2 separate regions of the Mus musculus genome follow, and region 2 is linked to region 1. Evidence: chromatin contacts called from ENCODE Hi-C or POLR2A ChIA-PET data. All regions are on one chromosome and are shown on one strand. Each heading gives the region's core, a stretch centred on a gene start or an enhancer-like site at or near the end of the contact. The rest is flanking DNA. Distances are from core to core; before and after follow the strand shown.

Region 1 (7,435 bases), core at 2,969-5,468:
TTCCCCTCTGAGTTTCAGCTACATATGATTATGATAGGAAATAAAATTTAAAATCAATAACATACATCTATAATAAAAAGAGAAAGGGAGAAGAGACTAGTATTTCTTAAGTAATTCGCTGCTGCTGCTGTTGTTATTGTTTTGAAAAGGGGTCTAATTATGTAGTCCTGGAAGACATAGAACTAAGTAGGCAGACCATGCAGACGGAGCTGGCCACACTCTCACAGAGATCTACTTGCCTTTGCCTCTCAACGGCTAGAATTAGAGGCAGGTGTGTGCTCTCATGCCTGGCTTGTTTTTTTTTTTTTTTTGTCCTTTTGTTTATTTTTGAGACAGTGCTTTGCAATCCAGTGCACGCTGGCCTCAATCTCTTGGTTCTCCTGGCTTTTTAAAAATGTTTCTGTCCCTTCCTTCTACTGCTGCAGGGTGAGTATGCAGGCGGTCGCTCCACCTCTGAATCCATCCCCCTGCTTTCTAACTAATGACTTACCCATGGATCCCTCGGTTACAGAAGCACAGTAATATTTTATGCTAATAACTTTCCTGAAATCAATAACTGGATTTTAAGAAAACTGAAATATCTGCAGAAGGTACAGTTTAGGCAGCCACTAAATCATGAGTTGCTATTATTACTTCGTTGTAGTTTTGTTGTAATTCAATGCTGGCAATTGGCCACTAGGTTTTTTTGTTTTGTTTTGTTTTTAATTTTTAAAAAATTCACACTTATTTATTTATGGTGTGTGGGGATCAGAGGACAACTTCCTGGGGCTGGTGGTTATCATCACGTTTGACAGGAGGTGCCTTAACCCCTAAGCCATCCTGCTGGTCCTATTTTATGTTTTGATTCAGACTTTAGTTTTTACTCCTAGAAAAAAGTCCAAATAACTGGGTAGTGGTGGTGTATACATTTAATCCCACCACTCTACAGGTAGAGAGGCAGGCAGATCTCTGAGTTCAAGGCCAGCCTGTTCTACAGAGTGAGTTATAGGACAGCCAGGCTACACAGAGAAACCCCTGTCTGGAAAAATCAAACAAACAAAAGTCCAAATTTAGAGAAAATAAAATGTTTATCTATGGATCAAGACAACTAACAAAGAGAAATTAGTGGATCCTGTACCCAGTCCTGAACTTAACCTGTGCTGATCCTGCAGCCAACCCTGAGCCCAACATGCACCCCTGCCTCTTCTTACTATTTTAAATTTTAAAACAAACAAACAAACAAACAAACAAACAAAGTCAGAGCTAGAGTGACAGCCCAGGTACAAGGACCTCAGTTTGGAACCCTGACACCCAGTAAACAGCCAGACCCAGCATATATTACCTATAACCCAGTAACAATGGGAGCAGGATAAAATTAGCCAGGCAGAATAGGGACCCCAAAATGCCATTTCTGAAAACATCTTCCAGGAGGCCAGGAACCCAGAGGGCAGTTCTGGTCCCTCGTTTCTTCCCGTAAGGCTCTGAGTGAACCTGTGAGGGATTCTGAGGCGTCCACTGGTCCAGGGGGCCAGGTAGACAGACTAGTCCAACCCCTCTCCACACCTCACTCACCCATTACCGGCCTAAGTCCTTTTAAAAGCCTCAGACTAAGTTCAAACTGTTTCCCATTTTCAGGGACCAGTCCCTGCTAGAGTGAGCTCTGCTTTCTCTTAACCTTCCCCCTACTAATCACTCTGACTCCTGAACTAAAGCCCATCTGAGTTGAGAGAAAGGCCTCCATCAAACTTAAAGACACCACATCACCAGCACTGGGAAGACAGAGATAACCCCTGTAGATAGCTCAATCTGTGAGCCCCAGGTTCAGGAAGAGACCTGGCTTTAAAATAAAATGGAAGCCGGACGGTGGTGGTGCACACCTTTAATCCCAGCACTTGGGAGGCAGAGGCAGGCGGATTTCTGAGTTCGAGGCCAGCCTGGTCTACAAAGTGAGTTCCAGGACAGCCAGGGCTATTCAGAGAAACCCTGTCTCAAAAATAAATAAATAAAATAAAATGGAGGCTGGGCATGGTGCTGTACACCTTTAATCCCAGCAGTGGGTAGACAGAGGTCAATGAATCTGTGAGTTCAAGGCCATCCTTGTCTACAGAGTGAGCTCCAAGCCAGCCAAGGCTACTATAGAGAGACCCTGAAATGATCGTGACCATCGCACGGCTTCAGAAGGACCACACCAGGTCAAATAATCCCACAGGAGGTTTACTGGGAGACAGAGGGGCAAGGTAGCAGTGGAAAGAGAATGGGGAAAAAGAGGGGGGGGAGGGGAGGGGAGGGGAGGGACCGGGAGGCCTTTCTTTTGATATATAGATGATGACGTAATCACACAGGTAAAGGTGGACGGTGATCCAAGTGGGTTCTGGAAATATGGTGGCTGTTGCCTTGGCAACAGGTGTGCAGGATCCACCTATATGATGTCATGGGTTTCAGAGGTCCTGATACCAACAGACCCTGTCTCAAAAACCAAAATTAATGAACAAATGAGGGCTGGGAAGATAGCTCAGTGGTCAAGCATTTGCTGTGCACATAGTAGGACCCAGCATCCACATTAAGCTAGGAGGGTGTAGGGGGCCCATCTGTGCTCATCATGTACCAGAGCCAGAGAACTGCTAATTCCTGGAGCAAGTAGCTAGCCAGAGTAGCCAAAAAGGCATAGAGACCTTGCCTCAAAATAAAAGGTAGAAAGCAATCAACGAAAGCACCTAACATCAACCTTGGGCCTCTCATGTACTCTCATGCACACATCCAGGCCATGTACAACACACACATATGCAGAAGAAAAAAAAATCAATGGCAGCTGTGGAATATCACCACACACTAGCTAGCTCCGTACCTAGGGGGATAAAGCAGGATCACTGCAAACTCAAAGCTAGCCTGGGCTACACAAGAGGTTTCAAAAAAACCTGACTGATATAGATGGATGGATAATAGATAGGCAGATAGGGACTGGAGAGATGGCTCAGCGGTTAAGAGCACTGACTGCTCTTCCAAAGGTCCTGAGTTCAAATCCCAGCAACCACATGGTGGCTCACAACCATCTATAACAAGTTCTGATTCCCTCCCTCTTCTGGAGTGTAGACAGCTACAGTGTACTTACATATAATAAATAAATAAATCTTTAAAAAAATAGATAGGCAGATAGATGCATACATACATACATACATACATACATACATACATACATGTAGAATTAAAGCTCAGAGTGACCACATCAATAGTGTAGAATTTAAACAATAAAAGTGCTGATGTGTGACAAGAGCAGAAGGCTTTCTGGGTCCTGCTTTCAGTAGAGTGTGCTGAGGGTGGACGGCTTCTGATACTTCTCTGACACGTGACTGCTCCATAGCTAAGCTCCTGGGGCTTGTTTTGTGAACTTCATCACCCTTTACAGTGTGTTCAGGTTTTACGAGGGGAACATTGGGGATATGCCTTTCCTGTTTTTATAAACCAAGGTGGGTCTCCAATTCCGGGTCATCTTCCCTCAAGAACTGAAATTACAGGCTTGTTTGTGTTAAACTCTGTTGTTTTCGTACTCTGAAGAATTCAGCAGGAAGAGCGTCGGGGAAGGATGCAGGGTGGAGACAGCAAACTGCTATCCAAGAGTGAGCAGGGTAGGACAGAGACGTGCCTGAGGGCAATGTCTTGTCGAAAAATGAGAGCTGTCACAATTAGCCACCACCTACTGCATCCTCACAGGGACTCTAGCCTGGTGTACCCAGACAAGCTAATTCGTTTCATGAGGAATCAATAATCTAAGTGGCCATTAAAGCTGTCTTGATTTTTTTAATGTTGGGAGTAAATTCAAATTGTAAAAACTACAGTGTAACTAGAATGCAGCGGCTGTGACATGTCCCCAGGCTGCCAATTTTCCCAATGAGAAATGCTCAACCTGCTAAACTAGCCCCACCAGAGGCTGAGCAAATGTGCTTCATTCGAGTCCTTCTTTCCTAAAACGTTATGTTTTGGAAAACTCCAGATACGCTGACATCATATTTATAATTATGAGCGTTTAATGAGAAAAGTAGCATCATTTGAGTAGGTAGTTGGGAAGGGCCTGACTTTCTGAAACAAGGCCAGGGATACTGTCACCTAACTGGAGTATAACAGATTTTTTTAGCTACAGGCAAAACACATTTTCTTTCCCAGGGCAGTTGAGTTAGAAGATTAGCCTCCCTTGCTTACTAAGAGAGGAAATACTTCTTCCTCTACTCAGGGCAGCTGTAACCAGTTCTCCCAGAGAAATCATTAAACCTGAAGGATCCTAGCACAGAGCCCAGAAGACGTGGCCGCCCTTCTTCCAGTCTCCCAGCTTCCCCGCTGATTCAGCGCAGGCACCTTTCGGGGGTAAGTGTTTGTTTGCTCGTTCCCCCCACCCCCACGCCAAAGCTTCACCCAATCCTCCCTACCACTCCCAGGCAAGTGAGTCAGACAGACCGTAGGTAAGAAAATCAATGTAAATCCTTTTATCTAGATCTCATTTGAATTGGCATTTGGCTTATTGTGAAGGCTTATTCAAATTAGAGAGAAAATAGAAGCTGCTCCCTACATTTCCGAAGGGAATCAGAGCCTGGTGTGTCTCGGAGAAAAAGATGGAGAGGTTGTCTTCTAGCCACCACCCTCCCCCCTACCCCCACCCCACCCCACCCCGCCATCCTCCAGGCTCGGTTCCTCTAGGGAATAATGAAAATTAAAAGCAAGAATTTAGACAAGGCTTTGTCCTAGGTGGCCTTTAAGAATTCTTGGTTTAACTGGAATAAAAATGACGCTATAAGGCAGGGCTGCATGGCTTCCCCACGCAAACCCCTAGGGCCACTAGATCTGTGTCTGTGACTCCATTTCCATCATGGGAAGATTTGCACGCTTCCAGCCTCACCGTGCAATCAAATAAAGACCCGAACCCTCATCCAGCCCTGTTTGCCACGAAGCAGTGGATCCATGAAAGGGTCCTTACATATGCGGTCGTTAGCACCCTGAATAACCGGAAAGAACGAAAAGGTGAGTCCCTTACTCACAATCAACTCCTTTGTGAGAAAATGCCCCTTAGACTGTTTTTCTTTTTTCTTTCAAACAACTACAGTATAGTTCGGTTTGATCACAAACAAAAATTAACATGACCGCCACTTATATTCTCCCAAACATCTATTTCTGAAGCTATCATCAGTACTTGGGAATTTAGAACAAGTAAGCTGCCATTTTAACATCAGGCAAGGAAAGGAAAGAGTCATGACATCCTTGATCATATAAAAAAGATGGAAACTAAGTTGCTAACCCCAATATTTTCCTAGTAGGACATGGGGTAGGAAGAAGAAAATGCCCACTTAAAATCACTGCATTCAATTACTACAAATGCACTTTTTAAAAAGATTTATTTATTTATTTTTATATATATGAGTGCTCTCTCTGCATGTACACCTGCATGCCAAAAGAGGGCATCAGATCACATTAAGGATGGTTGTGAGCCACTGTGTGGTTGCTGGGAACTGAACTCAGGACCTTAGGAAAAGCAACCAGTGAGCTGAGCCATCTCTCCAGCCCCCAAATACACATTTTAAAAAGTATAATATATTCTAATTATCTAAAAGTAAACTTTAAGCATCAATGGAAAAAAAGTTATGTTTATGGGGGGGTCCTCATACCCAAAATAAGAAGATAGGGGTGTTATAGTGTCCCTGAGCCCAGTTGTCCCTAAAGGAAGGTAAGCATACACATATTCCCATGAGACATTCCTTTAACTGCTCTAGCAGATCTTGAAAGTAGTGAAACTGCCCTGAAATCCTTCTGTCTGGTAGAAGCTATTGCTGCCCCTTCCTTCCTCCTACTCAATCAGTTTCATAAGCATCTTTCCAGCAAGGAGAGACACACCCTGACAGGTAAGTCGTTTAAAAGAATGATTCTAGAAATCAGGGTGTTTAGGAATAAACCCCAAAACCCTAGCACTATCAGTAGAAGCTCTCTCTCTCTTTATAAACATTTATCTATTTCTCTCTCTCTCTCTCTCTCTCTCTCTCTCTCTCTCTGTGTGTGTGTGTGTGTGTGTGTGTGTGTGTGGGTGTGTGTGTGACACTGTACACATAGATGGCAGAGGACAACTTCTCTCTCTCTCTCTCTCTCTCTCTCTCTCTATGTGTGTGTGTGTGTGTGTGTGTGTGACACTGTACACGTAGATGGCAGAGGACAACTCTGGATTCAGTTCTCTCCTTCCACCACCTCGGTTCAGAGAATAAAACTCAAATCATGAGCTTGGAGACAAATGCCCTTAACTACTTGCTAAGCCATCTCAACGGACCCAAAGAGGCTCTCCTAACAGATCTCCAGTACATAGACTTACCAATCTAAGCAGTGTCCCAGACAGCCTACAGCATGGCCACTGCAGGATTAATATTCAAGGGTGAAAGGTCTCTAGTACATTTAAACAAGTCAGAGGGGATATTCAAAGCAGGATACAGTGGCACATACCTACTCGAGAGGCCAAGACAAGACAATCATTTGAGGCCAGCCCAGGTAGTAGACTGAGAGAAAACATGAAAGGTGCTTTTCAAACATAACTAACTACAGAGCTTACTAAAGATAGATTTTGTTGTTGTTGTTGTTTTGCTTCATTTTGCTATTTACCATACCAATTTAATTCACTGTATCTTGGGCTAATTTAAAAGCTAAACTAGCATATCTCTACACTCCTGCTTTAGGTGGTAACTAGTATACATTCTGGGTTTCACTGTGTATTGTGTGTAAATTATGCTTGGCATATAGTATAATCCTTAATCCGTGTCTTTTCTCTTATTGCTTTCTCTAGTCTTTACTACTGACTGCTTCCTGTTCTGTCACAAAACAAAAACTGTGTTAAGCAACCGAAACTTCTTGAAATTCTCCTACAAAGCTCCTTTTATGGATAAAACTGAGCATCTGTGTGATGACAGAACACAGGTATTCCCAGGAAGCAACACTGAGTAGCCCACAGCACTAACAATTCCCCCCTACCGCCCTAGCAACCACATGAATCCATCAAATCAGAAGAAAAATATGCCAAGATCTCTGTGCATGCTTATCGCTGCAAAATCAGGAGACTCCCTGGGGCAAGCAGAGAGTGCACGTCCTTCTAGGCCCTAGAAGACTCTAGAATCTAGGACAAAGGGAAAGGGTCTGAAAAATGACTCTACCTTCCACCTAACTCCCATCATAAAAATGACATCTTGTGATTTTTCTAGGTTTGGTTCTAAACAACAAATACAAAGTCATAGGGTCTCGATATGTAGCCATGGCTGGCCAGAACTTGGTATGTCGAACAGGCTGGCCTTGAACTCATATATATCTACTCGTCTCTGCCTGACTCTCAGGTCCTGCTGTGACCATTTTTAAAGCTGACCTTTTTTTTTTTTTTTTTTTTTTTTAATTTTTATTCGCGGCAGGGTTTCTCTGTACGCAGCCCTGGATGTCCTGGAACTCA
Region 2 (7,435 bases), core at 1,739-4,238, 39 kb before region 1:
GTTCCCCCTGTGTAGAACGCCTGGTCACTGGTCTGACACTTAACCATTATGAAGCCAGGCCATAGAGGTGTCTAGAGAAAGGCTCATAGATTTGCTCCACGACTAGCTCCAAATCTTGTCAGCCCAAAGCTGAGTCCTGCTTCCTGCCACAAGGAAATTAGAGGAAGACAGGATAACAGTGTAAAAAGAGAGTTGCAAACAGGAGAGTCAAAGCATTGTGGCGGTCTGCACTTGCCCTGGATGTTAGCTCTTCTACACTCACATAAACGAAGGAAAGCCCAGAAACTGCACTGGGACACTCAGGGCTCTGTCACTGAGGGGCTGTAGCTCTTTCATGCTGCATAGCATAGTGTCCCAGCCACATCTCTGTCCACCCTCAAGTATTCTGTTGCCAGTGTCATCATGAATCTTCCCATTGGGAGGAAAATGACATCTCTGTTCTGACAGGAACGGACAGACCGACCATAGAGAGGAAGGACTGATGGCAAGGGCTCCCCCTCCCCCTTCCCAACAGAGAGCTGACCAGGTGGGATCTAATTGTCGGGTCAAGGGCTGAGGTATACAGGAAATTAATTCCCATAGCGAGGGAACAGGGAGCAAGTCCCTGAACCCATTGAGTGAGGAGTTACTGCAGGACCATCCCTAGCCTATATTCTCTGTGGGGAATAAGCTCACAGCCAGCAATGAATGGCATCACCGTGGGACAATAGGTATGAAGATTGTGGTGTCTATTTGGCGCCTTCTTTCTCTTTGTCCCTCTGACCCTAATGAGGAGACCTTAGAGCAGGAAGCAGCTGGTTAGGAACAGGGACAGTCAGAATTGGAAATGGAGGCTGTGGCTCACAGCAGGGAATAGTTGATACTATCAGGAGCTTGGCAAATGTCCAGTGTGAGGGGAAATATACTGTAGCTGCCTAGAAATAAGCCATTCCAAAGACTTTTGAGGGAAAAAAATAGTGGCTCCTGGATAGCCAGGGCTATACAGAGAAACCTTGTCTGGAAAAAACAAACACAACAACGACAGACAGGCGTGCTAAGATGGGGTGGTAAGCCTAGCTTATTATTCACAAAGCCCACTATTATTGATCCCCAGTGCTACACCTACAAAGGGGAGGAGGAGAGATTATCTTGTAGTTGGGGGCTTTCAAGAAAAAAAGCCTCTGGTTGGGACACCAGGTCTGTATCCATCCTTTGTTCCTGCCTGACTAAAGAAAAATAAGGAAGATTGAGGTTTCTGGTGGATAAAAGTCTAAAACAAAACAAAACAAAACAAAATGTTGGTCAGGCAAAACCAAATGTGCAAGAATACATATTTATAGAACAAAAGCGTACAAATCATAATTCTGCAAGTGAAGTGTGCTGAACGTTTTACATTGTATCCTTCCTGTGTGATTTGATGAACTATTTCCTGAGGAAAACAGCTCGTGCTCCTGGGGCTCCCTCACAGCTTTGGTCCTGAGTGTCCAGCTTTCCTAACAAGTTTGTGTTAGCATCTATGTACTGAAAACCTGAGCATGTGGCTTATGTGATGGTAACACTGAGTTGTGAACTCAAGGCTTACTGATATTTGAAGATCTTAATTGTGCCTCCAACTTTTAGCCTAGAAAGACACTGGAATCTGTTCATAAAACAATATGGGGAACTAGAAAGATGGTGCAGCAGTTAAGAGCACTGACTGCTCTTCCAGAGGTCCTGAGTTCAAATCCCAGCAACCACATGGTGGTTCACAACCATCTGTAAAGGGATCTGATGCCCTCTTCTAGTGTGTCTAAAGACAGTGACAGCCTACTTATATACATAACAAACAATTCTTTTTAAAAAATATTACGGGGCTGGTGAGATGGCTCAGTGGGTAAGAGCACCCGACTGCTCTTCCGAAGGTCCAGAGTTCAAATCCCAGCAACCACATGGTGGCTCACAACCATCCGTAACAAGATCTGACTCCGTCTTCTGGTGTGTCTGAAGACAGCTACAGTGTACTTACATATAATAATAAATAAAAATCTTTAAAAAAAAAATAAAAAATAAAAAAATAAAAAATATTACGACTGACTGGACAGATGGTGTTAAAAGCACTAACTGCTTTTGGAGAGGACCCATAGTTCCCAGCACCCAAATGATTGTTCACAACCATCCTTTTTGTTTTGTTTTGGGGTATTTTGTGTTTTTGTTTGTTTGTTTTTGTTTTTATTTTTCTAAGACAACACAGAGTTTCTCAATGTAGCCCAGGTTGCCCTGGAACTTGCTCTGTAGACCACGCTAGCCTCAGACTCTAAGGTCTGCCTGCTTCTGCCTCTGGAGTGCTGGGATTAAAAGTATGTGCCCACTTCGGCCAGCTAGACTTCCAAACTCTAATTCCAGGGATCTGACACCATTTTCTAATATCTGTGAGCCTCAGGCATGGACATGGTGCACATTATACACACACACACACACACATACAGGAAAAGCATTCACACAATAATTTGTAAAATAAAATAAAAATTTAAAAAGGAATAACGACTATATAGCTGTTTAATTTTCTGTGAAGGGCTGGAAAGATGGTAGTGTAGGTAAGAGCACTTGGTAGAAGCCTAACAACCTAAGTTTGCTCCCCAGAACTCACGGAAAGGTGGAAAAAAGTGCCCCCCCACACACACAGAGAGAGAGGGGGGGGGATTTAAATAAGCCTTCACTGAAGTATGTAAAGAACTGTGGGCAGACTGAGGCTCCAGCAAGGTTTCAAACGGCTGTAGCCAGAGCATCCAAGACAAGAGGATGGAAGGTTTTCAAGAAAACCGTGAACTGAAGACCAAGCTGCAGCAAAATAAAAACAAAACAAAAAACTACGCTCCAAGCCCTACACACAGGGTGTGTTGTGTGTACAAATTAAAATGTGTACAAATCCTTAACACAACCAAAGGAAATTAGACTGCGCAAAAAATAGGAGCAGCAAGTCGTGCAGGATAGTGGAGAGATGAGACCGAAACACACCGACAGTAAGCAAGGCAGCCACTACAGACATCTGTGTGGCAGGTCCTGCAAACAAAGAACCTCACAAAAGGACAGACACAGCTGCTGGCAGGACAAGACGCCCGCCCGGGGAAGCACTAAAGGAGCGGAGGGCCACTCATAGATGAGAAAGGTTTCCAAGGACTGGGGGATGGGAAGGGAGCTCCAGGTCACGGAGGTTCAGATTTACAAGAAAAGATAGTTCTCAGCATCTACCACACAGTGTGACTGTGCCCCACGCTATGAACTATCCTTGAAAGAAGCAAGCCTGTTAACTTCGACATTACTGGTGTGCACTACCGTGCTTTAAAATCTTGGCAGAAAATAAGGCCAGACGGCAGCCCTGCTTATTACCTCGTTTTGCCCTTTTAATCCACAGGACGTACAATGAAGATTCTAGAGTGTTCCTGCAAGCACCTGCTCTTCTCAAACCCTGGGTCGCTCTGTGTGATCTTGTGGGACTTGAGCCACCTGCATTCTTACAATCAAATCTTGAAGACGATCTTTCTCCTTCTCAGTCACTTTCATATTTTACCATAGCTCAGCTGAGTCTGGGGGACATGATTAGATTGGCTCGGTAATGGAGTGGTTTGGACCCCACTAAGTGATGATCGATCTGCCTGCTGCTCTGGTGCTGTGCCGTGGACATCAGCTCTAACCAAGAAGACACCGCTAGTGGGAGCACGCTTCCTGCTGATGGCCGCTATGTGAGTATCCTCTCTCTTTTTTGTCGGAATTGCGGCGTACATCAAACTTGGGAAACCGGGGAGCTGAGTTCTTCTTGAGCTGAGTAAGAGTCGTGACAAAGATATAAAAACTGTCACTGGTACAACAAAACTGTAGTGCACGGTACCCCAAAAGAGTCCAAGATGAGAACCCTAAGGGATAGGACATTTGGAGAGTTCCAAGACAAGTTGACTGGGATGTTTAGAGTCCCCCAAACACATATCATTCCCCAAAGAGTTCCAACTAAAAGCTGGAGGTCTATGGGAGCCCAAAGTGTTTGAGGGGAGAGGTCTATCACATATACTCTCACCAAGAGTCCAGGCTTCATTGAGACTGGCAATCAACACAGCAGTGTACCTAGCCCAAGAACACCACCCCCCCCCAAAAAAAAAAACACAGTTACTAGGGTAAAAGATTGACTGCTAACCCTAGATCTCTAATCACACCAAATCCTAACCTCATCTGGGGACGGGGCATAGGAGCTGTGGTCCCCTTCCACATGGCTCATCCTGTGTCTCACCTGCAGTTGTCTATTCCCAAATTTCATCCTTTATCTCTATCTACCATACTAAACTACTAATTCAATAAGTAAATCGGTTTCTCCAATTTTCTGAATGGATACAACAATCTGGTGAATGAAACGAAGGCAAAATCACCTCTGAGATCTCTTGACGATGTAACTCTGCACAGAGGCTTACAGCAGTAATTGTGTGTCCCAGTTCTCTCCCCTCAGAACTCTTGGAAGCACCACATCTGGCAGCGCCAGCTTAACACCCACTATGTTGCTGGCAAGAATACTCTGGTACAATTAGTTTGTGAGCTGCAATGCATACACTGCACCAGGGACCTCGCTGTAGGGATCGAGCTTAATGTGACTTCAGGCATCTTGGTCTTCGTCTCTTGTTTTATGCAAGCCCTGGCACACATCCCTAGTTCTATAGGTCAGAGTTGTGAAGACAGCTCATCATGGTGCAACACGATGCCTGGACTGTTTAGAAGTTCAGGGGTTTCTGCTTCGTTGTGTTTAACACTTACTTATTTTTTTATCTTCATGTATGTATGTATTTTTGTGTATTTATGCATTTTCAGATAGTCACTCATGTTTATTCTCTGAGTTCCTCTCTCTGTGTGTGTGTGTGTGTGTGTGTGTGTGTGTGTGTGTGTGTGTGTGGTGTTGAGTGCGCGTGCGTGTGCACACGTGTGCCTGCAGATCTCACAAGTGCACTTCTGCACACTGTAGCAAGCTTGTGGAAATGGTAACCTTCTTTCCACAAATGGCTTCTGGAGGCAAACAGATGGTGAAACCATCTTGCTGGCCTTTTTACGCTTTTGTCTTGTGGTTTTTGTTGTTGCCCTGTTTTGCTTTTTAAGACAGGTAAAGTCTTGTGTGGTCTACATTGGTCTCAGATTACCAATCCTCCTGTTTCAGACTTCCTAGTTTTTTGTATTACAGGACTGTACTATGACACCTAACTTTCAAAGTGTTTAACTTTAACTGACGCTGGACATGATATTACTTTTTGAAAAGGACTGTACATTCAGGTTAGTCTCAGTGAACCTTTGTGTGGGTTAACTCCTTCCTCCTGCTGTGAGCTAAGCTGTCTTACTGCTAACCACACCAAACACTTCTAAATAAAAGCCTTCCCCCCACTTAAGATTATAAGTTAGACATATAAAGATAAAACTAAAGGCTAAAGTATGTTGTAAAAAGGTTCATAAAAGCTAAACTTGAAAGATATATATATGCCCACTGTAATTAAAGGTTGTTTAAAAATGTCTAAAGTTTACAAAGAAAAGTGCTTGCTTTTGTTTCTAAGTCCCCAGCAAACTGCATTTTCTGCAAGGAACTGCTGAATCTGCCTGTCTTTATTTATTTATTTATTTTCCATTTCAGAGCACCTCCGGTCTGGATCTGAAACATCAGAACTAGCTTCTCTAAAACGAACACTTCAAGCATACAAGCCTTTCTAAAGGATTTCCCCGCTCCCTAGTTGAAGTGTAGAAAAAAAGAAAGAGAAGAAGAAAGAAGAAGAAGAAGAAGAAGAAGAAGAAGAAGAAGAAGAAGAAGAAGAAGAAGAAGAAGAAGAAGAAGAAGAAGAAGAAAACACAGCAGCAGCAATATCCAGAAGAGTAAAACACCAAACCCACCGTCGCCTTATGGACACACACATGCTTAAACCATCGATACTCTCATGATGCTCTCTCACAGCAGCTGCTGCCTAGGAGCAATTACTAAATCCAGAGCAGACAAAGGACCATCATCTGGGTCTGGTCCCAATCAACACACTTCTAATCATGTCCTCCAGACTTGGTCTAACCAGGTACAGTAAGACAAACAGATATGAAAATGATTGCTTTTATTTAATAGCTTTTCCCCCAGTGTGTCTGTCTGTCTCTCTCCTCTCTATCTCTCCTCCCCCCTCTGTGTGTGTGTGTGTGTGTGTGTGAGAGAGAGAGAGAGAGAGAGAGAGAGAGACTGGGCGGCCAGAAAGGCTTGGGACTCCTCTTGTCCCCGCCTGCTTCTCAACACTGGGTAGCAATTATGCTTTCCCCATGTCCTGCCTCTCCACCATCTGACCCAGGTCCGCGTGCAGCATGGTATCCACTGAGCCATCTTCTCAGCTCCATATGCTCTTTCTCTCATATCGATATATTAACTATCTTGTGCTGCAAAGATCTAGATTTGAGAAAAATTAAAATCCTCTTTGGGAGGTCATTAAACATGGTGATTTACAGGAAGGGCAGGAGCAGGCACATTTCAGCACAGTCCCTACCGGTCAGGTAAACCTCTCAAAAGCCAAAAGCAAACACAAGTGCTCATCCAAAGTTCAAAAAGCTACCAGAAAATTCCTACACTTGTAAGATGACATACCTTGTCTTTCTTTATTGTCACATTGACTGGCAAGGGACTTGGCAGAAATTTAATAACAAATTACTTGACACACAACTTCTTTTTAAGGACTTTTTTCTCCCATGTTTGTTTGTTTCTCACAGATTTTCCTCTAGAGTCATGCAAGATAGACAAGCCATTGTACACCCCAAAGCCCGCTTCTCAGAAACCTTGTTGAATTTACCGTGCTGAATTTAGTCACTAAGATTTCTCGTGCAAAGCAGAGGAGATGGCAATTCTAAGTTCATCCTCAAAACCACAAAAAGACAGCCATACTGGCAGCTGTCACGGGTATGTTGATCTGAAGAGTTTGCTTTTTGCTTGCCTTTAAAATTAAAAACCAAAGCAAACCAAAACAAAACAAAACATTGTCCCATGGGGCAGTGTAGCTAAATGGAAGTTTCCCCCAAACAAGGGAAAAGCCTTGTTTCCCATTCCCAGCACCACATTACAACAGCAATAATGTTTTGAAGAGAAGACCAGAAAAGTTATTCAATTATTCCTCAGAAAATCGAATTCCATGGCGGTTGGGAATGTAGCTCAGTGGTGGAAAAGTGATCTATGCTCTGGGCTGAATGCCCCAGAACTGGAGGGAAAGCATAATCTACTCTAGCATACTAACCTCAGAAATGGGACAGACGACAGTGTTCAGAATTTCCCGTTTTCTCTTACATCAGAACACCAGCACTGAAATTCACGACGATATACATTCTCTCCCACCGGGTTTCCTTGCTGATAATGCGCTTAGACAACAATTACAGGCCCTGAATTATCTCCCTACGATGAATTTGGCGAACCAGCATTAAACAGACATATCGTATTAGCTAA

What was found. A loop is a pair of places that touch in the nucleus more often than their neighbours do. ChIA-PET counts read pairs that join two places held with the same protein, here RNA polymerase II (POLR2A).
Region 2: a map of left cerebral cortex shows a loop between it and region 1 (1.9-fold over the local background). The contact joins the promoter of 1700039I01Rik here to the promoter of Gpr1 in region 1. A Hi-C loop is called at or near these places in 1 of 37 maps with a recorded cell type or tissue (left cerebral cortex). POLR2A ChIA-PET finds 5 or more read pairs at or near these places in 3 of 5 experiments (Patski and embryonic stem cell).

Annotation. Positions count from the first base shown.
Region 1 is chr1:63,211,064-63,218,498 of GRCm38, reverse strand. Gpr1 (G protein-coupled receptor 1) reads left to right here and starts at 4,218. Exons shown (of 3, transcript NM_146250.2): 1 at 4,218-4,335. It also overlaps a transcript of Zdbf2 not described here.
Region 2 is chr1:63,248,749-63,256,183 of GRCm38, reverse strand. 1700039I01Rik (a long non-coding RNA gene) reads left to right here and starts at 2,988. Exons shown (of 3, transcript XR_373460.3): 1 at 2,988-3,698; 2 at 5,612-6,038; 3 at 6,712-7,435. It also overlaps a transcript of Zdbf2 not described here.